Regions from separate parts of the Mus musculus genome. Here region 1 is linked to region 2. A link is a loop called in an ENCODE intact Hi-C map of the cell type or tissue named here. Cell type or tissue: gastrocnemius. All regions are shown on one strand. Links, peaks and the distances in the headings refer to the core of each region. The heading gives the core; the rest is flanking DNA.

Region 1 (12,249 bases), core at 2,591-10,590, 600 kb before region 2:
TATGCCAAAACTGTTTAGAATCCACATAAAATTGACCCTTTTCCCTAGTAAAATGCAATTGGTAAACATGGCATACTAATGGCCAGAACTTCTTAATATTTCTGCAAACATTTAAAGAATTAAACCAGAAACAGAAACGCTTCTTATAAGAAACTTTTGTTTATGTGAGTTTTATGAACTATATAAGGAAGGAAAAGAAAACCCAGATAAAGAAAGGAGCTTCAACTATTTTATAATGTAATCTAGATATGAAAACATGGTATGGATAGAACAAGAAAATTATAACAAAATTATCCCATAAGCATAAATGTAAACAAAATCCAGCACATATAAGAAGGATTATAAAGCTTATTTATACATAACAATTTAATTGGGTCAACACAAGAATCAACGCAATTCAGGGCATCAATAGATTAAAGGCTGCTAGCATCTGACCATTTCAAGACACGCAGAAAAAAAGCATTTGATGAAATTCACTTCCTATTCACACTTATTATACACAATGTTATTTTCTAGATGCTTTATCTATCACAATAAAGGCAATAAAATGAAAAAGAAACACAACAGAATTATGGGCTGGCAAGATGGCTCAGTGAGTAAAGGCAATTGCTCAGAAGCCTGACTAGCTGAGGTCAATCCCTGAAACCCATATAGTGAGGAGAACCAACTACCATAAGTTGTCCACTGACTTCCATGTGCTCGCAACAAACAAACAAACAAACAAACAAACAAACGAATGAATGAATAAATGAATGAATGTAATTTAAAAAAGAACTTGTATGGAATGAAACATCATCATACGCAAACAATACGATCATGTATTCAGAAAATCCAAATGACTGTACTAATTACCAGAATTAAAGCCTGATGAATGGAAATGGATAGCTAGTACCTAAGAACCAAACTAATAAAACTTACTTAACGAAGCTGTTATCATTATCTAACATGTATTGATCAAAGCCACATCTAATATAGATGTACACAGTCTTTATAAAGAAAGCATACAAATTCATTGAAAGAAGTCAAAGAGCTAAATGGGAAGCTACATATGACGTTAACGAATTAGAAGATTCAATATTAATACTGCAAGCAGGTCAATTATTCTCAAATTGTTATAAAGATTAAATATAAACATTAATGTCAAAACTGCCAATAGTTCTATTTTTTTTTTTTTTTTTGGTGGAAACTCATGGCCATATTCTAAAACATTTTTAGAGAATTCAGAGCCAAGTATGTCCTCCAAGCATGCCTGTAAAGGAATGTAGCTGGAAGGACTGACTCTACAAGGTTCCAGAACTCATAAGACAACAGAGTCTTGGCACAATGCCAGGCATGCAAGCAAGCCAATGGGCTCGAACTGTGCCTGGAAACAATCATTCATATATGGTGTTTGATTTATGGTAAAGGCTATACCACAGAGCAGGTTTTTTAATAACTGCTGGGACAATTGAATCTCCGTATGGAAAGACATGAAATTGGACTGCTATTTTACAGTGTATCTCAAATCAATTCCAGATGGATGATAAAATACAAGAGAAAATATCCATTTTCTCAGGCTTGGTAAATGATTCTTCAGACACAAAAATGCTAACAAAAAGCAAAACAAGTGACGATTACATTAGATTAAAACTACCAAAGTCTCTTTTATTAAACAAAACAAAACTAAAAGAATGAAGATAGAGGATTACAAGTGGCAATCAGAAAGGGCAATGAGGAAAAACTTCATCCCAATTAGCAAAATTAAAAAAAAAAATCTGGCATCACTAAGTATCAGGAGGGCTATACAGTACAGGATAGATAATGAGTGTAAGGAGAAGGCGCTATTAGTAATGACCAACAACATGCTGAAATGACGGCAGTTCAAGGAAAGCTAGGGCTTTCCCTGATATTCATTAACTTTAAAATGAATAAATACTGAAAGTCTGTTCATTGCAATGCTTGCTGTATAGTGATGAAAAGGAATAGATGCACAAAGCAACTTGGATGAGTCTTATAGATCTAAAATATACACTGTGTGACTTCATAGAAAAACAAGGGGCAGTGAATTACATTATGCATGCTGCTTATTTGGATGAGACAGCTGGATAAGCATAAAAATGACATGCATATTAAAGCTGTCGTACAGAAAAAGGGGCTATGGTCACAAAGACTTAGAATTAAGGCTACAGAAATGTTGGCAATTATTTTTATTTCTTGATGTGGTTGTAGCTATGTGGATGTTCCTTTTAGAATAATTCCCTAGTCTGTATTTATGTGCATGTATTATTCTAAATATGGTATATGTATTAACTTAAATCTATGAATATTATGTTTGTTAATAGTCATATTCTGATTACCTAGTAATTCTGTTTAAGTAATTGTAATATTAATTGTCAAGTATCTGTGGTATGCTCAGTCATAAATGGGACATTTATTTCAGAGCCCCACCTTCAAGGCTCTGGTACTGTTGTGGATGGGAGGGCAGAGAGATTGTAAAAGGTAGAGGTCAGGGGGAACCTGAGCTAAACAGTTGTCTTCTGGACATAACAAGACTGAAGCAGTTGTGGCTGCCCGCAGATGATCTGTATAGAATTCATTCGAGCATGGAGGAGGAAGAGGCTTACAAGTACCTACCCCTAGCTGAGTAACAGTTATTGCCAGTTGACACCTGCTGGGCGAGAGACAGTCAATTTTCTTTAAAGGTGTGGCCCCTGGTAGGTGGACCATGCTCCTGTGGATGGCCTTACACTCATGAGTATAAGGTCAGCACAAACTGTACTTAGTGGGTTATTGAATTATCAAGGATGAATCAATCTCTCTCTCTCTCTCTAGATGGCTTAGTAGTTAAGAGCACTGGCTGCTCTTCTAGAGGACTGGGATGAGTCTCAGCACTGAAATAGCATCTCACAACTGTCTGTTAAGGGATCTGATGGCCTCTATAGGTACCAGACATGTACATGGTATGCAGATATACACTCAGGCCAAATACTCAGACATATACAACAATAAAATAATGAACACTTATTAAATATTTATATATAATATATTAAATATTAATATATTAAAATATTATATTAAAAAGAATATTAAATACAGCATCATTTCTAATAAGGAGATTATCAAATTAAATGTGGTATATGCACCTCTAGGTATCTTACTGCAGTCATAAAACACTATTCTCAAAAAATCAATGTCACAAAAATGTATAAGGCTATTAAGTAGAAAAAAATAATCCTAAACACGCCACTGATGAAGGTTTGTGAGTGACATTTTTTTGTGACATTATAATTTTTAACCATTTGTCAATTGGTACAAAGTAGGTATATTGTACCAATTTTATATACTTAAAATTATTTATAATTTTTTAAGATTAATTGTACTTTTAAATTCCAGAAAAAAAATCAACTGAATTAATCCTATGGTATCGGCATATCATTAATTAAAATTATTTTATTTGATTGAAGATCAGATTTAATATGCTGAACAAAAATTACTAGAGCGACAATTTCAAATGTATTTTTCTAATAATAGTATCAGAGTATTCTTTGTTTTCAAATATAACTTAGAAGCTTAAAATCCCTGCTACATTATAAAATCTCAACTAATGATTTGCTTCAGTGATCTGGCCACCTAATTTTTTTCTACTACGTGTTAAAATGATACCATAATTACACTTAAAAGTTAAAAACAACTCCAAACCCAAAGCTTATAATTATCTTCATAAGCAATTACATTTGGTTTGTGGAGCGAGTTAACCAATTAAAAAATCCATCTCCTATTTCTCTGTTTTAGTTTACATAGGATTACCATAGCAGATCTTGTGAAAGTTCTGACATGCCCACTTCCAATGTTGGCCCTGATAGGCAGGCATCTGAGGGCTTGAACCTCAGGAAGTTCTTATCTCACTAACTGAAAGGAATGACTGCCTGCATCTAAACTGCAAACAGGAGTTTTGTTTATGCTGAAAATCTAGTTGGGTTTGGGGAGTCTGGGTACATGCCAGGTATAGGGTACCTATGCAGCCACCCCTGAATAAAGACTCTGGGCATTACGTCTCAAATGAGATTCTCTGGTTGGCAGCAGGTCACAATTGAATTGCTGGAAAAGACCATGGGAAGCTTGTTCCCTGGATCTTATGCACCATTTCCTTTTGTTGCAATAAATCATCCATGGATACAGTAACATTGCATCCTTTTAATCTTTTAAGTGAAGCATCAACCCAAGAGTAGTCTTGGGGACCCTGAAATGGTATTCAGAACAACAACAACAACAACAAAAAAAAATCGATGAAAAATTTTGACCAAGAATCAAGAAAAATGTCACTGTGCTTCACAAAAATAGTAATCTGCATCATCATACATAAAAATATCAAACAGACTAGAGAAGGCTATTTGAGATGTATACATTTAAATAAATTAAGATGCTACAGTCCAGATTTTCATTGTATGATAGGAGACAGAGACATTTTTGCTTAAGTGGCAACTTCGCTGGTAAGTAATAATTAGTTCCACTTAGTTAATGAATTTCACACACATTCTCTTCCCCATGAATTCATATCAGACAAAAAAATTAAAGTCAAAAAGAGCAGTTCCAGCCTATTATCTCCTTTGTAAGCTTCAAAAATACAAACTGAGAATGTTATTTTAAAAGATAAAAAAACTATTGTTTTCATGTCAGACGTGTTTAAAATCCATATTTAATTACTGTAAAATTCTCCCTGTGGTATATGTAATCACACTATAATAAGGTAATTAAAATTCCTTAGCCAGCCAATTTAGGATTTACAGCTTAACTCAAGTACCAGACACTACTAAAAACAAGCCTGAATGTGCTACTGAGAAACAAATATTTAAATTTTTTTTGGAGGGGGAAACACAACTCAGCCCTATCTTCAAATCTGAATCTATATTTTAAAATAAGTTTGGCAAATCACTACAAACAGGTTCATATTTAAGAATAATCCCAAAGCAATGGATATAGTGCCAGCACACACACTTGTCAACTGTCTTCCTGTGAGTGCTAGGGGATTAACAATATACTCTCTAAGCATTACTCCTGCTTTAAAGGTCACGTCTCTCACCTGGTGCCATGAAGACTGCATCTGTTCAAATTGAACTCAGGTATGGGACCTAGATACATGCTTGCCTAAGATACTCTACACAGGATTTATTTTCTGCCTTTCTGTCTCCCTCCCTCCTCCCTTCTTCCTTCCCAAGATAGAGTTTTTTTGTGTAGCTTTGGGGAGTTCTGGAACTCATTCTAGCCACCAACTCAGAAATCCACCTGCCTCTGCCTCTCAAATTCTGGGATTAAAGGTAAGTGCCACTAAGACCAGCTTGAACTAGGCATTCTAAGTTTGGAAATCTACTGCTCTAAATCCTTTCCAGTTCTACAATTCTGGTTCTATGAGTCTATATTTAAGTATGCCTTATATTTACACACTATTTCTTTTTTTTTCTTTTTTTATTAGATATTTTCTTTATATACATTTCAAATTTCAAATGCTATCCCAAAAGTCCCCCATACCCTCCCCCCAACCCCCTACCCACCCACTCCCACTTCTTGGCCCTGGCGTTCCCCTGCACTGAGGCATATAAAGTTTGCAAGTCCAATGGGCCTCTCTTCCCAGTGATGGCCGACTAGGCCATCTTTTGATACATATGCAGCTAGAGACACGAGCTCTGGGGTGTACTGGTTAGTTCATATTGTTGTTCCACCTATAGGGTTGCAGATCCCTTTAGCTCCTTGGGTACTTTCTCTAGCTCCTCCATTGGGGGCCCTGTGCTCCATCCAATAGCTGACTGTGAGCATCCACTTCTGTGTTTGCTAGGCCCCGGCATAGCCTCACAAGAGACAGCTCTATCTGGGTCCTTTCAGCAAAATCTTGCTAGTGTATGCAATGGTGTCAGCATTTGGAGGCTGATTATGGGATGGATCCCTGGGTATGGCAGTCTCTAGATGGTCCATCCTTTTGTCTCAGCTCCAAACTCTGTCTCTGTAACTCCTTCCATGGGTGTTTTGTTCTCAATTCTAAGCACACTATTTCTAGTCATGCATATATCAACTATTTCCTAGGATTTTCTAATATCCAACAACATAATTATGCCATATAAGTTCATGAGTGCAAATTAGAAGGAGTATTGGACACACATAGACGGAGGAAAAGACAGATATGGATACCAAATATAAAAACATGCTGGTAATCCAAATATGTTCTTCAGTCTAGCTTTTTCCTTCATAAGAGCTTCCAGAAAGCCATGAAACAAGAAAATCAATGGGCCTAATTTGATTTCTTTCCTCTTTCCCTATCTATTATGTATTGATGTAACATTATAAAACTGTGCAAATGATCCAGATCCCTCGTAACTTGAGCAATGAGCCCTTGAATGCCAGGGGAGCTTACATCTATTGCCAGAAATATGGACCGGATTCTGGAATAGCTTAATCCACACTGCAGCTGTAGATGCATTCTCTTTCTGGGCCAGTAGGTGGAGGCATACACAAGTGTACCAGCATTGCTCTGTGAGCCATACATAGGATCACAGTTTAGAGTAGTTTTAGAGTAACCTCTTTCTGGTTTGATCCTTTGAATCCAAAAGATCAAGAGGTAGAGAAACTGAGCAAAGATAGCTGTGAAGATAGATTTATAAAATAATGGTAGAGAAGAAGAGTTTGATATTTCTATTTTGGTTCTGGCCTTTTAAGAAGAAATCACTGTTAATTTAGCTGTGAATTTATAATCTACTTTCAGATCCCTAGAGCTCATAAAAAAGTTCTAAATTTAGATAGCTGTCATTTAAGATTCATGTTCAATTAGGAAAAACTGAATGTCAAGTTAATAAGATATGATATTGAGAAATTATTGGTGATTTTGTTAGGCATGATAATAGTGTTATCATTTAAAACAGGAGTGTTTCTGGTGAAATGAAACTGCTGTAGCAATCTACAGTGGCAAATGATAACAGGAAAGGATAGTTTGAACAGAGAATGACAAATGTTTTCATAACTGCTAGAGCTCAGTGCTGACTTTCGTTATATTAGTCTCCCTTTCATTTGAAAATTCCCAAAACAGAAGGTGAAAAAAAGAGAATAGCTACATTCTATTAATTTAGGCTAAGATTAGGATTAGGCTATTGATAAATGTTAATCTTTAATGAGATGTCATCTTCAGTCATTGGATTGTTTTAATCACAACAGTATATAAAATCAGCCACAAAAATCTCATAAGGACTGCATCAATACTAAGAAGCCCAAATCCTAGATTTTATGACAACAAAGACCATCTTCTCTCTACTAGTGTTATTTTAGGGCCCTGATACAAGCAGAATGGGGATCAAAATTTAGGTAAATTTTAACATGTTGCTTTCTTTGCTTGTCATTTTAAGATATATGATTAAATCTGCTTTTAGTTCCCTCAGAATAAAAATATGGATAGAAACAGAGTTCTTGAGGGAAGAATAAAATTAAACCAGAAAAGTGATTTTAAAAGAATCATCTTAAAATTGAGTGAGAAGTTAGAGATCCTCTCTAGTCTCAAAGTAAGGCCCTCTACCTTCAGCCATTTTGGATGGCTACAGATCCTTTTGAGTGCAAGGAGGCAAGTGTGTGCCCTGTGAAGGGAGGGGTTGATGGGGTGAAGGATTTGTAAGAGCAGGACAGGGAGGAGAGGTGGGAGGGGGCTGCAATTGGGATGTAATGTGAATTTAAAAATTGACAGTGGCTTCATTCCTGGACTAAATCTTATCATTAGAGAACCTTTCTTACTTAAAGGTGAAATTTGTCTCTTGTTGATTCTAGTGGTGGCCTCTAATGCCACAGTGAACAAGCACATATTCTTACAGATCACAGTTTTTCAAATAACTGCAGATACTGATTATGTTTTCCCTATATAGGTATCTTAGAATATGAAAATCAATACATTTATGGGCATCTATGATTCCAATGATATTTTTAAGGTGTATTTATTTGTATTTATATGAATACACTGTAGGTGGGGTTGCTGAGAACTGAACTCAAGACCTCTGGAAGAGTAGCCAGTGCTCTTAACCTCTGAGCCATCTCTTCAGCCCAACTTCAATGTGTTTAAGAGCTCTTCCATGCCACAGCACTTCATTTGGGATTTAAGTATGTCTAGAAGTACTCAAAAGCCTTTCCAAGGGACATCTGAACTAGATTTTTTTTTTTAAAAAAATTACCTATTATTATCCTGAGCACCACACTATGCATGTGGAAGTCAGAGGACAACTTCCAAGAGTTGCTTCTCACTTTCTACTTTGTGGAGGCAGGGTCTCCCTTGTTTCTGATATACTCTACTTCAGGCTAGCTTGCTTGACAGCTGCCAGGCTATTATGTGGTGGGGATTTAACTCAGGTCATCAGAACTGGGCAGCACGGCCAGAGCTTTTACCCAGTGAAGCCATCCTGCTGGGCTCCAGAACTAGGATGTTTTAAAGCAATTAATTTCCATTTCCTCCCTTACCATAACCTAGTCTGCCTGAAAACAAATTCTATGGTGTTACTTTTCCTTTCATATTTCTGGATTTACAGTCTGCCTTCTCAAAAGAGCAAGTTCTCTCCCCTATCCTCTAAAGTCTGCCTATCTTCACAGACAGTCAGGGAATGCAAAGCCCCTAGAAGTAGCCTAGAAGCAAAGCCTAGCCCTGAGGAATGAAAGGAGCTCGCACCTCATAGCTAGATAATGTGTTCATAAGAGAGCTTGGACTATTTTAGAATTTAAAATCAACACTTAGACGAATGTCATTGGGATGTCTATTAATGTTTTAATTTTATTTTAAAAAAAGTTAGACTTTTTTCTTTGACAGAAATCAAGTCTGACTGGCTCTATGACATAGGATTTCCTTTGCTAGGTAGATCACATAGTACATACTTCCTTAAATGTGAAGGAAATATAGCTAAAAGAACATTCAAAGTGTTGAAAGAAATTTTCTTACAATAAAAGATTTAATTTTTATTTTAGATTTTATTTTATACATAGGTATTTTTCTTGTATATATGTCTATGTACCACATACATGTCTGGTGCCTACAGAGGCCAGAAGAGGGCAAGGGATCTCTTGCAATTGGAGTTACAAATAGTTGTGAGCTGCCACGTGGGTGCCAGGAATCTAACCCAGGTCCTCTCCAAGAGCAGCCAGTGCTTTTAACCTCTAAGTCATCTCTCTAGCTCCATAATAGAAGTTTTTATATATCAACTTATAGCAGACCCAGCTCAAAATTCTAGCATGCTAGAAGACGGTGACTCTACCCTAATGGACTTTCCGCGTGTTTTTGTTCTGGTGATCCTTTTCTATAAACACTGCGGTGTATTGCTAACCATGAATACTCCAGGGTGAAAAAGTAGTGTGTAAGGGTGGGAGTGTGGCTTTGTTTTGAATTCTATATACTTTCTAATTAATGTGGCCTAAGATTCTATTTAGGATTTCTAAGCTATTGCAAACAACTAATCAAAACATTTACATCTTTCCCAGTAAAAAGTCACTTATGTAGCTGAACTTTTCTTCAATTTGAGTTTCTTTGTTTCAGTTCTTTAGATTCAAACTTCTACATAGATAGGTAAAGTATTAGTGAGCCTTCTATAGGGTGCAACTTGTAAAATGCCTCCCTGAGGTTCCCACTTCTTGCTATGTAGGTCTTGGTATGTGAGCTTGATCCAATGACTCATTTCTAGATAATACAATATGCCAGAAGAGATGTTGTGCAACTTTTGGAATTAGGTTCTAAGGTTGATGTCTATTTTTGTTGCTTGCTCTGTCAAAGCTAGTAGCCATCCTAATTTATGAAGAGGTCCAATGACAAGGGACAAAGGAATGCCTCTGGCCAATGGCTCTTGGGAACTGAGGTCCTCACTCATTACATGATTGCTAGCAGCCATGTGAATGAAATTGGAAGCACATCCACCCTCAGTAGAGTCTTAAGATGCTCTGGCCCTTAACTTAGCATCTTGTGAGTGATCTAGAGCCAGAAGACTTATCTAAGTTGAACTTCATTCCTGATGCTCAGAGAGTGAGGTAATACATGGATATTGCTTAAAAGTCACTAAAGTTTAGAGTAATGTATTATGAAGCAATAGACAATGAATACATGAATACATCATCTTATTTTGATATCTTGAATAGTGAAGCTGGTTATCTTCCTTTTTCTATTTTCCTAATCAAAGTCATGGGTTAATTTTAAATAGAAAGAGATTAAAGACAAAATATTGAATAATGATATCCCATAAAGCTTTACATAATCTCTTTGAACATTTATCCAAGCATCTATAGATTATTTAGTTGTGCTTGGCTCACACTGCTCCATCTTAAACAAACTTATGTGACTGTCAAAGTGAAGTAGCATATTGAAATCAAGACACTGTTAGTGGAGAAGTTTCCTTTTATGGCAATATGATTACATAAAAAGAGAAAGTTATGTGTGTTATTATACATTTTGAGTTGCCAGAGAGACTTTCTATGTGGAATCCTCTACTTTCATCTTCCTCTTCTTCACTAAGATCCAAACTCAAGATTTTGGGAGACTCTAGGTCATTTTAGAGCCTCTTCTCTGAAGAGTACTGACAATGTAAGCGTACTTGGTATGGCCAGCTTTTGTTGCCTTTGCCATTTGTCCTTAAATGAGAAAGTCCTTGTTTTTTACCTGTGACTCCAGGTCTCTTGAATCAGATGAGTCCACAACTGTTGCTAAACTTGAAGAAAAAGGTGTTAAGATTTTCTGCAACCAATATCACTTAAAACTTTACTCGAGAAATAAAATGTCCACTCACAATTCAAAAACCATGTAAAGCATCCCATCTGAGCTATATGTCTCCAACAGCTCTACAATGTGTGGATGCTTCAGCATATGACAGATACTGGCTTCCCGCTTTAGATCTGCAAAACAAACACACAGCACACTTCATTAGGTAGGAACAAGAGACAATTAGAGTGAAGGATGAATGAATGGATGGATGTGATCTATGGTAACATGAAGACTTCTCTGTCTAAAAAGATGAAATCCCCCATTTAAACTAAGCTTATCTTCTCACCCTTTCACATCTATGGCAATACAACATTCCATCTTTGTCAGCTTCCATCCAGATATGGGAGGAAGCTTTTACTAATAAAGGTTCTCATTCCTTTGTGCACAGAATCAGCTTGTCCCAAAGTAAAATAAGTGCATGTATATTCCCACAAACTCTTCCAGTCAAGTTTCAGCCTCCAAATTGATAACTTCTCCTTGATCTGCTGATAAGTAACTCAATTTATTGTTTTGAATTTTACCTTTATCTTACTTTTCCTTAAGCCAGATAAGAATAAAATATAGCACTTAGAGACATTTCACAGAATTTATGTGGAATATAATAAGAAATAGTATGGTTTACACAAAAAGGCACTGTTCCCACAGCTAAAGTTAGGATGAATCAACTGATTAGGTTTTGCAGTGATGGAAAAGGATTTCAGGGTCTTCTGTATTATAAATATTTGGTCTGTTGTTAAATTACAGCTCTAGCCTGGGGAATTTTAAAATATTATCTACAAAACATGTTGACTAACTCAGGATCTTTAAAAGAACAAACAGATAATGCAGGTAGCACTACCATGTATAAGATGAAAGTACTGTTTGCAGCTGGGCATGGTAGCATCTCTTTGTAATCCTAGCACTTGGAAGGTGGAGGTAGGAGGATCAGGAGTTCAAGGCTACCTATACCTAGATGGTGAGTTTAAGGCAAACCTGGGCTACATGAGACAATATCTTATAACAATAACAACTACAAAACAACAACAAAATAATCCTATTTGGAAAACAAAATTAATATCAACATCCTCACATTAATGTTGGGCAGGGACATCACTTGTTTTATATATAACTAAAGTCTTCCACTACTAATAGTGCTAAACCTGTTTGCTGATGCATAAAATACAATGTGGTGTTGTTATATCTGAAAGTAGAAGGGGAGACAAGAGAGTACCAAGTCCACACTGCACAATGCAATAGACAACATGAACTCTTTTTTTGTTTATTAATTCAAACTTAGTCCTGTCATCAAGAGTAATGGTTGCAGATAAAACCTTACAAAACCTACTCACATACAGGCAACATAAAGAAAAGAAGGCAGTACAGAATAGGTACCATGAGAAACGGAAAGATCAATAATACAATGTTAATAAAGTCAAGCACATAGAGAAAATAAAGGTATATAAAGGTTGGAATCTGAGAAAAAGCCATGAACATTCTGAGCTGGTAAAGTTCCAAGGAGAGGTCAGTCAGTGTCAGGA
Region 2 (12,249 bases), core at 1,613-9,612:
CATTCTGCATATCCTGGCTATCATCTGCTGTCACCTGAGCTTTTGATCATAGCCATTCTGACATGTATGAGGTGAAATCTCAGGGTTGTTTTGATTTGAATTTCTCTGATGACTTAGGATATTGAACATTTTTTAGGTGCTTCTCAGGCATTCATTATTCCTCAGTTGAGAATTCTTTGTTTAGCTCTTTACCCCATTTTTAAATAGAGTTACTTGGTTTTCTGGAGTCCATTTTCTTAAGTTTATATATATATATATTGGATGTATATCCTATATATATCAGATTTAGGATTGGTAAAGATCTTTTCCCAATCTGTTGTTTGCCTTTTTGTCTTATTAACAATGTCCTTTGACTTAGAGAAGCTTTGCAATTTTATGAGGTCCCATTTGTTAATTCTTGATCTTGCAGCCCAAGGCATTGGTGATCTTTTCAGGTATTTTTCCCATATGCCCATATGTTCAAGGCTCTTCCTCACTTTCTCCTCAATAAGTTTCAGTGTGTTTGGTTTTATGTGGATTTCCTTGATCCACTTACATTTGAGCTTTGTACAATGAGATAAGAATGGATCAATTTACATTTTTCAACATGCTAAGTGCCAGTAGAGGCAGCACCATTTATTAAAAATGTGATCTCTTTACCATTGGACGGTTTTAGCTCCTTTGTCAGAGATCAAGTGACCATAAATGTGTGGGTTCATTTCTGGATCTTCAATTCTATTCCATTCTGTCTGTCATTGTACCAGTTCCATGCAGTTTTCATCACAATTGCTCTGTAATACAGCTTGAAATCAGGGATGATGATTCCACCAGAGGTTCTTTTATTGTTGAGAATAATTTTGGCTATCCTAGGTTTTTTTGTTATTCTAGGTGAATTTGAAAATTGCTCTAACTCTGTGAAGAGTTAAGTTGGCATTTTGATGGGGATTGCATTGAATTTGTAAATTGCTTTCGACCAGATAGCCATTTTGACTATATTAATCCTGTCAATCCATGAGCATGGGAGATCTTTCCATCTTCTGAGATCTTCGATTTCTTTCTTCAAAGACTTGAAGTTCTTAACATACAGTTCTTTCACTTCCTTAGTTAGAGTCACACTAAGGTATTTTATATTATTTGTGACTATAGTGAAGGGTTTTGCTTCCCTAATTTCTTTCTCAGCCTGTTTATCCTTTGTGTAGAGAAAGGCCACTGATTTGTTTGAGTTAATTTTATATCCAGCTAATTCACTTAAGATGTTAATCACGTTTAGGAGTTCTCTGGTAGAATTTTTGGGGTCACTTATGCATACTATCATGTCATCTGCAAATAGTGTTATTATGACTTCTTCCTTTCCAATTTATATTCCTTTGATCTCCTTTTGCAGCTTAATTGCTCTGGCTAGGACTTCAAGTACTATATTGAATAGGTAGGGGGAGAGTGGGCAGCCTTGTTTAGTCCCGATTTTAGTAGGATTGCTTTAAATTTCTCTCCCTTTAGTTTGATGTTGGCTACTGGTTTGCAGTATATTGCTTTTTTATGTTTAGGTATGGGCCTTGAATTCCTGATCTTTCCAAGACTTTTTACCATGAATGGGTGTTGGATTTTGTCAAATGCTTTCTCAGCATCTAAGGAGATGATCATGTGTTTTTTGTCTTTGAGTTGGTTTGTAGAGTGGATTACATTGATGGATTTCTGTATAGTAAACCATCCCTGCATCCCTGGAATAAAGCCTACTTGATCATGATGGATGTTTATTTTGATGTGTTCTTGGATTCAGTTGGCATGAAATTTATTGAGTGTTTTTGCATCCATCTTCATAAGGGAAATTGGTCTGAAGTTGTCTTTGTTGGGTCTTTGTGTGGTTTAGGTATCAGAGTAATTGTGGCTTCATAGAAAGAATTGGGTTGAGTACCTCCTGTTTCAGTTTTGTGGAAAATTTTGAGAAGCATTGGAATTAGGTCTTCTTTGAAGGTCTCATAGAACTCTGCACTAAACTCACCTGGTTCTTGGCTTTTTTTTTTTTTTATTATTAATGACTTCTTCTATTTCTTTGGGGAATATGGGACTGATCATTAATCTGATCCTGATTTAACTTTGGTACCTGGTATCTGTCTAGAAAATTGTCTATTTCATTGAGGTCTTATAGTTGTGTTGAGTATAGGCTTTTGTAGTAGGACATGATGATATTTTAGCTTTCCTCAGATTCTGTTGTTATGTCTCCCTTTTCATTTCTGATTTTGTTAATTAGGATCCTGTCCTTGTGCCCTCTATTTAGTCTGGCTAAGGGTTTAATCTATCTTGTTGATTTTCTCAAAGAACCAGCTGCTGGTTCATAGTTGATTCTTTGAATAGTTTTTTGTTTGTTTGTTTGTTTGTTTGTTTGTTTCTGCTTGGTTGATTTCAGCCCTGAGTTTGATTATTTCCTCTCTACTACTCTTGGGTTAACTTGCTTGCTTTTTTTGTAGAGCTTTTAGGTGTGCTGTCAAGCTACTAGTGTATGCTTTCTCCAGATCCTTTTTGGAGGCACTCAGAGGTATGAGTTTTCCCCTTAGGACTGCTTTCCTTGTGTTTTTAAAGTTTGGGTAAGTTGTGGCTTCATTTTCATTAAACTCTAAAAAGTCTTTAATCTCTTTATTTCTTCCTTGACCAAGTTATCATTGAGTAGAGTGTTCTTCAGCTTCCATGTCAACTTTTTTTTTTTTTTTTTGGTTTTTCGAGACAGGGTTTTTCTGTAGCCCTGGCTGTCCTGGAACTTACTCTGTAGACCAGGCTGGCCTCGAACTCAGAAATCCGCCTGCCTCTGCCTCCCGAGTGCTGGGATTAAAGGCGTGCGCCACCATGCCTGGCTCAACTTTGGCTTTCTATTATTCATGTTGTTATTGAAAATCAGCCTTATGCTGGGCATGGTGGCGCACGCCTTTAATCCCAGCACTCAGGAGGCAGAGGCAGGCGGATTTCTGAGTTCGAAGCCAGCCTGGTCTACAAAGTGAGTTCCAGGACAGCCAGGGCTATACAGAGAAACCCTGTCTCGAAAAAACCAAAACCAAAAAAAAAAAAAAAAAAAAAAAAAAAGAAAATCAGCCTTACTCTGTGGTGTAGTCTCCCCTCCCCCAGCCTGAAACCTGCTTGCTCAGGGGTGGAGCTTCCTGCTCATTCGTTCTGCCACGCCCACTTCTAGAACCTGCGGAGCCACACACGTGCACCTTTCTACTGGACCAGAGATTATTCGGCGGGAATCGGGTCCCCTCCCCCTTCCTTCATAACTAGTGTCACAACAATAAAATTTGAGCTTTGATCAGAATGAATTTGTCTTAGATCCGTTTCTTCTTTCGCCCCGTCTAGATTCCTCTCTTACAGCTCGAGTGGCCTTCTCAGTCGAACCGTTCATGTTGCGAGCTGCTGGCGGCCGCAACACTGTGGTGATCTGATAGGATGCATGAGATTATTTCAATATTTTTGTATCTGTTGAGGTCTGTTTTTTGACTGATTATATGGTCAGTTTTGGAGAAGGTATCTTAAGGTCCTGAGAAGAAGGTATATTCTTTTGTTTTAGTATAAAACATTCTATAGATATTTGTTAAATCTATTTGTTTCATAGCTTCTGTTTGTTTCACTGTATCTCTGTTTAGTTTCTGTTTCCAGGATCTATCCATTGATGATAGTAGTGTGTTGAAGTCTCCCACTATTATTGTGTGAGGTGTAATGTGTGCTTTGAGCTTTACTCAAGTTTCTTTAATGACTGTGGATGCCTTTGCATTTGGAGCATAGATATTCAGAATTGAGAGCTCTTCTTTATAGATTTTATCTTTGATGAGTATGAAGTGTCCCTTCTTATACTTTTTGATAACTTTTGGTTGAAAGTTGATTTTATTTGATATTAGAATGGCAAATACAGCTTTTTCCTTGGGACTCTTTGCTTGGGAAAGTGTTTTCCAGCCTTTTACTCTGAGGTAGTGTCTGTCTTTGTCCCTGAGGTGGGTTTCCTGCATGAAGCAAAATGTTGGGTCCTGTTTATGTAGCCAGTCTGTTAGTCTATGTCTTTTTATTGGAGAATTGAGTCTATTGATATTACAAGATATTAAAGAAAAGTAATTGTTGCTTCCTCTTATTTTTGTTGTTGTTTGTGGAATTATGTTTCTGTGACTATATTTTTTTGGCTTTGTTGAAAGAATATTTCTTTCTTGCCTTTTTTTAAGTGTGTAGTTTCCCTCCCTGTGTTGATGTTTTACATTTATTACCCTTTGTAGGGCTGGATTTGTGTCACGATTTTGTTTAAATTTGGCTTTGTCATAGAACAACTTAGTTTCTCCATCTATGTTAATTGAGAGTTTTGCTTGGTATAGTAGCCTGGGCTCGTATTTGTGTTCTCTTTGGGTCTGTATGACATATTCGTAGGAACTTCTGGCTTTCATAATCTCTGGTGTGAAATATGGTGTAATTCTAATAGGTCTGTTTTTATATGTTGCTTGACTTTTTCCCCTTACTGCTTTTAATATTCTATCTTTTTAAAATGCATTTGGCATTTTGATTATTATGTGTCAGGAGGAATTTCTTTTCTGGTTGAGTCTATTTGGAGTTCTGTAGGTTTCTTGTATATTCATGGGCGTCTTTTCTTTAGGTTAGGGAAGTTTTCTTCTATAGTTTTGTTGAAGATATTTAATGGCCCTTTAAATTGAAAATCTTCATTTTTATCTATCCCTTTTATCCTTAGGTTTTGTCTTCTCATTGTGTCCTATATTTCCTGGATGTTTTGAGTTAGGATCTTTTTGCATTTTACATATTCTTTGATTGTTTTGTCATTGTTTTCTATGGAATCTTCTGTACCTGAGATTATCTCTTCCATTTTTTATTTTCTGTTGGTAATGCTTGCATCTATGGCTCCTGATTTCTTTCCTAGGACTTCTATCTCCAGAGTTGTCTCCCTTTGTGATTTCTTTATTGTTTCTACTTCCATTTTTAGATCCTGGATTGTTTTTTTTTTCAATTCCTTCACATGTTTCATTGTGTTTTCCTGTAATTCTGTAAGGGCTTTTCTGTTTTTCTGTTTCTTCTTTAATGGCTTCTACCTGTGTACCTGTGTTCTCCTGTATTTCTTTAAGGGAGTTATCAATGTTCTTCTTAAAGTTCTCAATCAGCATATATATATAATATGATATATAATCATATCTCAAATATATAATGAAATATGATTTTATATCTGAATCTTGCTTTTCCAGTGGTTGGGGTATCCAGGACCCACTGTGCTGGGAGTACTGGGTTCTGATGATGTCAAATAGTTTTAGTGTCAGTTGGTAAGATTCTTGCATTTTCCTTTCACCATCTGGTAATCTCTGGTGTTAGATGTTCTTGCTGTCTGTGGCTGGAGCTTGTTCCTCCTGTGAATCTGTAAGACTGTGTTAGCACTCCTGAGAGACCAGTTCTCTCCTGGTGGAGGGCTGTGGAACAGCCCCACCTCCTGGCTGCAGATGTAGGTCCGTAGGACACTGTCTTAGAAGGTCTGCCACTTCTGAGGCCTGTGCTCTCCTGAGTGGACCCACCTTAGAGAGTTCTCAATACAATCTTTTGGAGGTCTATAAAATACTCTGAAATGTGGAGAATAGAAAGAGCAAATTTCACTTTTTCTTTAGAGTGGAGCAATATTAGTGATTATGTAACAAAAAATAGTTGCATAAACAAGACCTGAAGTCTGATGTTTCAATAAACAAGCTAATATAGAAGGGGGAATATCTCATGGGATCCTACACCTAGACAAAGAAAAACAGGAAACTGATAATACTGCTGAGAGAGAGAGAGAGAGAGAGAGAGAGTAATATCCTCTGCCAGGAATGAGCCTCCTGACAGGCTTAATAATACAAAGTAGTTGTTCCTGAAAGAATATTCGCACAAGCAACAGAAATAGACTCAACAGACTATATATATATATATGTGTGTGTGTGTGTGTGTGTGTGTGTGTGTGTGTATGTATGACTTTTTGCATATATAGTTAAAATATAAAAGCAGATGATACTATCAATTTGAACGTGACAGGGGAACATGGAAGGATCTGAAATGAGCAACATGAACAGGGGAATGATGTAATTGTGTTTTAATTGAAATGCATTTTAAAATGAAATTACAAACCATAACTGGAGTTAGGAAGTGATATGGAGAAACGTATAACAAGGAAGATGAGTAAGAAGTGTTGGATTGTCCAGGGAACAGTCTTCACTGCCACCACATTGGAACCATATGAATTGTTGGAATAAATGTTTGAGGGAAGGGAAACTGCAGGATCCAATAGATGCCTGAGGTTAGTGTGTGTATTTGATAGCATGACATAGAGAAGAAGCCAAACTCTCTAACCTGGCAAGACAACCTATTTCTATAAGGTGACATTGATACCTTGTGTGGTTACTTCACTCATGACCTTAACACCTGTCATTGGTCCTGAATTCTTAAAGGTTCCACCACCTATAGGTATTGTTACATTGAGGACCAAGTTCCCAGCACATGAACCTTTGGGAGCTACACTTAAACTATGACCTAACTTTTACAGATGACTACCACATTTAAATGCAAATGTATATTTAAATCATTATGTAAATCAATTGATGTCTGTTTTATTTGTATGGCTTTATGAGCTTATACCTATATCTGAACTTATTTGTGTAGTATATATGTGTAAAGCCCTTTTACTTGTTTATTTTATAGTTAAAATAATATAGGTATAAATAAATAAAATCTATTTATACATAGGTATAAATACAATCTGGCCACAACATGAAGACAGCAAGGAACCCTGAGTGAAGTCAAAATTCATTTCTTCCGGTAACAAGCCCTTGGTTATAGAAAGCCCCATGAAATCATGCCAGATGTGAGCTCAACAGGAGAAATGACAGATGGTATGTGAAGCTAGCTCACCTGCTTTTCCTTCACATTTCTTTTATCTTTCATGACTTGAAATGTGTAGATTCAGAAAAGTTCATGGAACGAACCTACTGGGAAAGTTGTAATGTGATACCCTAATGGCAAAACTTTCCTTTAGGTTACATAAGAAAATTAGTACGGTCTCAGGGTGGATAATTTCACCCTAGCTATAAATCAAGCAGTGCCTTCCATCAAGGAAATGGCAGTTGGGGCTGGAGAGCTGGGCCGGTAATAACTACCAGAGAGCTTTAAGTGATTATGAGAGATGCCTGCTGATGTGCACTTTGGACTTTTCTGTGTCAGCACTAAATGTCTTGATTCAGGTTAAACAAAACCTACTTCTGCTTGACAATAGCCAGCCTCAGCACACTCTCTCCTAACCAGATTGCCAGAGCTATTTTATTCAATGCCATGAGACTAGGGGCCACTTTTCCATTCAGCACCAAGGAAAAGATATCTTACTATAGTGGACAAGGTTATTCTTTCCAAATGATTCCAGCCTCCACCCGTCACACCACGATGCTCTCAGTCAACGGGTTAGCAGGAAAGCTGTGAAAATCTATTGTTGGTCGATCTACAACTGCCAAGTGCTAGTGTTGATTCAATTTAATAAATGATGAACAATTCAACACATAATGGCATGCCTTTTCCTTGGCCATGAAGAATTCTTCATCAGGGGATTTTTTTTGTTTGTTTTTGTTTGTTTGTTTGTTTGTTTGTCTATGTGTGAAGTTGATAGTTCTTTAACTTGTTCTTGCAGTGAGTCTGGAGTAAGATTCTGTTTATTAAGAGATTTAAAGAAACTAATCAGAGTTCTAGAGTGACTGACTAAGAGTACAACAACAGCCTACCTCAGAAAATAGTGACAGGGGCCAGTCATTTCAGACAGAGAGAGTGAGCAACGATAGAAACAGACTAAGAGTAATAGTGAAGCAAGAACCGCAGACAAAAGAAAAGCTGCAGAAGTCTACTTTTCAAACCACTCTTATTCCCCGGAGGGGGTGCACCGTTCCTGGAGGTACTGCAATACCAGGTCGATGCGTGGAATGGACGGAGCAAGCTCCTATTCCAACTCCTACTTCCAAAAATCCATTTAATACATTGTCCTCAGATAGAGGAAGTATCAGATATTAAATTGATAAGAACAGATACTACACTTGATCTTAGCCAAAAGGCCGACGAGCAATCATCAGGGGATTTTAAGAAGTCATATGTGGGGGAGATTTCAGAGCAGATTTACTAAAAACATTGGGAAGAATAGAGCAGCCATTTTTATATAGAATCCCCTCTTTAAATTCTAAACTTTTAAGGAAACTATTCCTGAAGGTTGATCTTTTTGTACACATTGATTGAGAAAATAAGTAAGATATGATCATTTAAATATAGTATATAGTTGGATTTTTACTTTTACTCATCATAAAAGTATCTATAAGTAATTTGAAGTTTAATAGCATGTATATATGTGAGGTACATAAAGCATTAGCTGATATGTAGATTCATTCATGGGCTTCCCTCCTGTTTTCCTAAAGGAAACCCATAGCTCAGAGGTTGTAAATTTAGGTGGAGATTGTCTTCAGACGACACACATTATTCTTCCTCCAATAGGCCTCCTTCATCCCAGTACATAGTGGGTTGAATGCATACATGACCATTCTGGAAGGAAGGGAACAAAATAGAGAAAACATCCTTGAAACAGCTACTGGGTGCTTCCTATTTGTGGCAATGAGGAGAAAGTAGGATCCATTTGGGGTAACTGTGCATGTTTAAAGCCTGGTGTTGCCAGGCCCTGTACATATCATGTTGTCAAAGGATCATCAGAATTTGCTCAAGTTGAATTCCTGCTTTCAAGATCTTACTATGTCAAGTTCTAAGATCATAATGTTCCACTGTCGCTTAAACTCTGTCTTGTGATAATTTTATTTGCTTTGTGTCATCTGTAAGTGGGGACTGGGTAGAGAGAGAGGATCCTTTTATCAGCAAAAGGCTTGGTGTGTATTGCTTTCTAAAAGGGTAATCTTCCTGTAATACAGATTCCTCAGCTTTGTTTTATTTTCTGTTTTAATTTTCAATTTGTACATTTGAATTTTAAACAAGAAATGTATTTTTCATCAAATGGCAGGGAAGTGCCTTTGGAAGGGCTCCAGTAGATTCTTTCATTCCTATATTCTGTGTCTCCTGCTTGTGTGTGTGTGTGTGCGCGCGCGCGCGCTCACACACGTGCATGCTATATATCCTGTCATCCACATGACTTTCACAGACCCTTTAAAGTTAATTAAAAAGCTTTGCATGGTCTGCCAGATATGGGTAGGAAAATTCCTCTGTAACCTTTTGTACCAGATTAAAAACCTCTGACAGTTGGGGATGGTGCCAAATTTTAAATGAAGTGTATGGGGTAAATTCAGTAAGATGTACGATTTAGTCGGGTTCAAAGCGACTTGGTTTTGGTTCAGCAAGAGCCAGGGGATTGAAGAAGAGTGAACTTCTTCCTTGGAAAACCTTATAATCTAGCTTACCACTACACCTCCCCCACTAAACACTCACATAGGAAAATGTTGCCCAAGCTCTTATGAGGTATGTCTTTAACAGAAGATTCATCTATTCCATATAGGTTCAGAAACTATGTATATCATATTCTGTACTTGTAGATGCTTGATGCATTTCAAACCCAGGTTGTTACACACACAAAAAGATTCATTTTAATTTAACATAGTACTTTCTAGATATCTTTGGCCATTCTACAATTTTTGCCTAATAGCCCTTAACATGTGATCTCGATACTCCACAAAGGACTGGGTTTAAATTTCTTTGAAAATAAATATTTTGACACACAAATCTTATAAAAAGCCAAGATTTCCTGTGATAAAAATAAAGGCTACATTCCCAGAGGCTCCCATGAAAACACAATAAACTAACAAGCAGATTAACACTGAGCCTTAAGTCCAAGTTGTTCCAGATTTTTGCTGGGTATCAGCTCTGTTTAGTGGTAATGGAATATTTTATATTTTCCAAAAGAGAGCTGGTAAGGCAGATCAAGAACCAAGACCTTTATGTTCCTAGTTATATTGTCCTAAAGCACTACTCTAAATGTAAAGTTACAAAAACTGTCAGGCAAACTATATTACCATGATCCACCATCAGCTATGTGTTCTCAGTACACCATTTGTCCTATCTGCTCTGTGTTCATTGTGTAGTAGGTAGGTAAATGTGTGGTTTGAATATGTTTGACCCATAGGAAGGAACACTATTAGGAGGTATGGCCTTGTTGGAATAGGTGTGGCCTTACTGGAAGAAGTGCATCACTGTGTGGGCAGGCTTTGAGGGCTTCTAATACTATACTCAAGCTCTGCCCAGTGTAGAATAAGATCCCTTTTTCTGGCTGGATGCATAAGAGTCTCCTCCTGGCTGCCTTGGGATCAAGATGTAGAAAACTTAGCTCCTTTAGCACCATGCCTGCCTGGACGCTGCCATGCTTCCCACCTTGATGATAATGGACTAAACCTCTGAAACTCTAAGCCAGCCTCAATGAAATGTTTTATTTATATGAGTTGCCTGGTCATAGTGTTTCTTCACAGTAATAAAACTCTAAGACAGTAACCCTATGATGTTTGCATCTACCTGATACACAAGTGATGTGTGAAATACATAAAGCTTAAACATCAAATTCTAGGCAGACTCAGTACATGTGAAATAAATGATGGAAGCTATATATAGCAAGATATATTTATCTAGCACCTTGGATCCAGAAAATTCAGATGTTGCTTTAGGAACTTTCTGGAATTTGATTTTAAACAATTTGTTCACTCCTTGGCTAGTTGAATACACAGATGTGAGACCTACAGGGGTGGAAAGCTGGCTACATTTCTAATTTTATTTATTTTTTTTTAGTAAGGGCAGAGTCTAGGCCCCAGAAGAAAGCAGTCAGCATTCTCAGGGATTTAACTGTAAGCTGTTAATGGAGAGTTTACAGAGGTTAAGGGAACCAAGAAAAGAGCGAAAATACACTCAGAGAATATCAATAACTGGAAAGGTGTTAATACCCAGTCACTTTTACTTCACGTTTTAAAGCTAATGAATTCTTTCTCATGAAACTAATATTAAATGGCAATGTTTCAAATTATACATTGGAAAGACACAACAAAGTAAGATTCAATGCCGATTTTCATGAAAGGAATCATGTGCAATGACTAATTTCAAAATTAACCCATCTGCCTTATCACAGGTAAATAGCTAAAGTATGCATAGGCTGGTTATGAAGTACTGGGGAAACCTATGGAAATGGCCTGCTATTCTTCATTCTCCGCCAAGCATATTTACATGACTCTGAAGAGGAGTTTCATAACAGCCTAAAGGGTCTAGCTATGTCTCTGGAACTTCACATACAGGGCTGAGGCATTTAACTGTAAAGCTAGAAGGAAGTGATGTGTCAATTGTATTATCAAAGTAAAGATGCTTTAGGACTTATTCAGTATGAGCTTGAAAAAATACACAATCGAATAATATTCTTTATAACACTGTATTTTCTGAGTTGCTAGTTCAGGCAAGAAAATACCTCTGTGGTCAGTCATGGGTGCAAGTGTATGATCTTTGAACAACAATGCTCAAAATAGATTGTGAGCCTTACAAAAATATAGACTTTGATATGAATACCAAAGCAGTCGAAAGGTAGTGTAATCAACTTTATTTAGATTAATGCACACATTTCTAGGTCATGTGCTCGTCATTAATCATTTTTTGAGAAAGTTGGTCTGAGCCTTGACATTTTAAAGATTAAGTAGGATTTCTTTCAGTTCATCTGTCACCTGTAGACCGATGCCCTCCTGTTGTCTCTCCCCCAGTTATTTGTTAGCTTCCTCATTTATTAATGATTTAGCTCCTATGTTACAGTTTTCATAGTGATTATTCTAGGAATACATTAATTGCCCTAATGGAAGATCTTCCACCTAACCTGGCTGTTCAGTCCCTGGCTTCATCGAAAACATTATCATTGAAAAATACACCATCTCCATGGTTATTTTTCAAAGATTTTACTCAATCCACTCTTTCTGGTTATTGGTCCAATACATTCACTATCCATACTTCTTTATTATAAATGAACCTCCTAATCCATCCAGATATCTCCACTCTCTTTCCCATTGAGGCCTCACTTCTCCTCTGCTTGTAATCCTTTAGCTAACAGAGATTAGGCGCTTCTCACCCCATAATAATTTCCTGGGAGATATAATTAGTAACCTTTGTTCAGTTACTATCATTGGCTAAATGACATCCTCAATGAACCCACTCCTTTGACATGTCCATATTAGTAAGTTGTGAAACTTGTAATTGCTGGAGGATTCCCTATGACAAAGTGATTATTGTGATCATTTA

The links. A loop is a pair of places that touch in the nucleus more often than their neighbours do. Peaks named below come from ENCODE experiments on the same cell type or tissue, not always from the same donor. Only the 100,000 strongest peaks of a DNase experiment are listed, where the experiment ranks them.
Region 1: a loop joins it to region 2, with 4 times the contacts of the local background. A loop is called at or near these places in 4 of 42 quality-filtered maps.

What each region holds. Positions count from the first base shown.
Region 1 is chrX:13,703,909-13,716,157 of GRCm38, forward strand. Cask (calcium/calmodulin-dependent serine protein kinase (MAGUK family)) reads right to left here. Exons shown (of 27, transcript NM_001284503.1): 3 at 10,758-10,863. Among named protein-coding and RNA genes, the nearest start is that of Gpr82, 49 kb to the left of the region's middle. In gastrocnemius, for the core only: no CTCF peak of the experiment used is centred there; a DNase peak (open chromatin) is centred at 6,457.
Region 2 is chrX:14,307,520-14,319,768 of GRCm38, forward strand. Gm25202 (a small nuclear RNA gene) reads right to left here and starts at 8,072; the gene lies at 7,882-8,072. In gastrocnemius, for the core only: a CTCF peak has its summit at 5,433; a DNase peak (open chromatin) is centred at 5,411.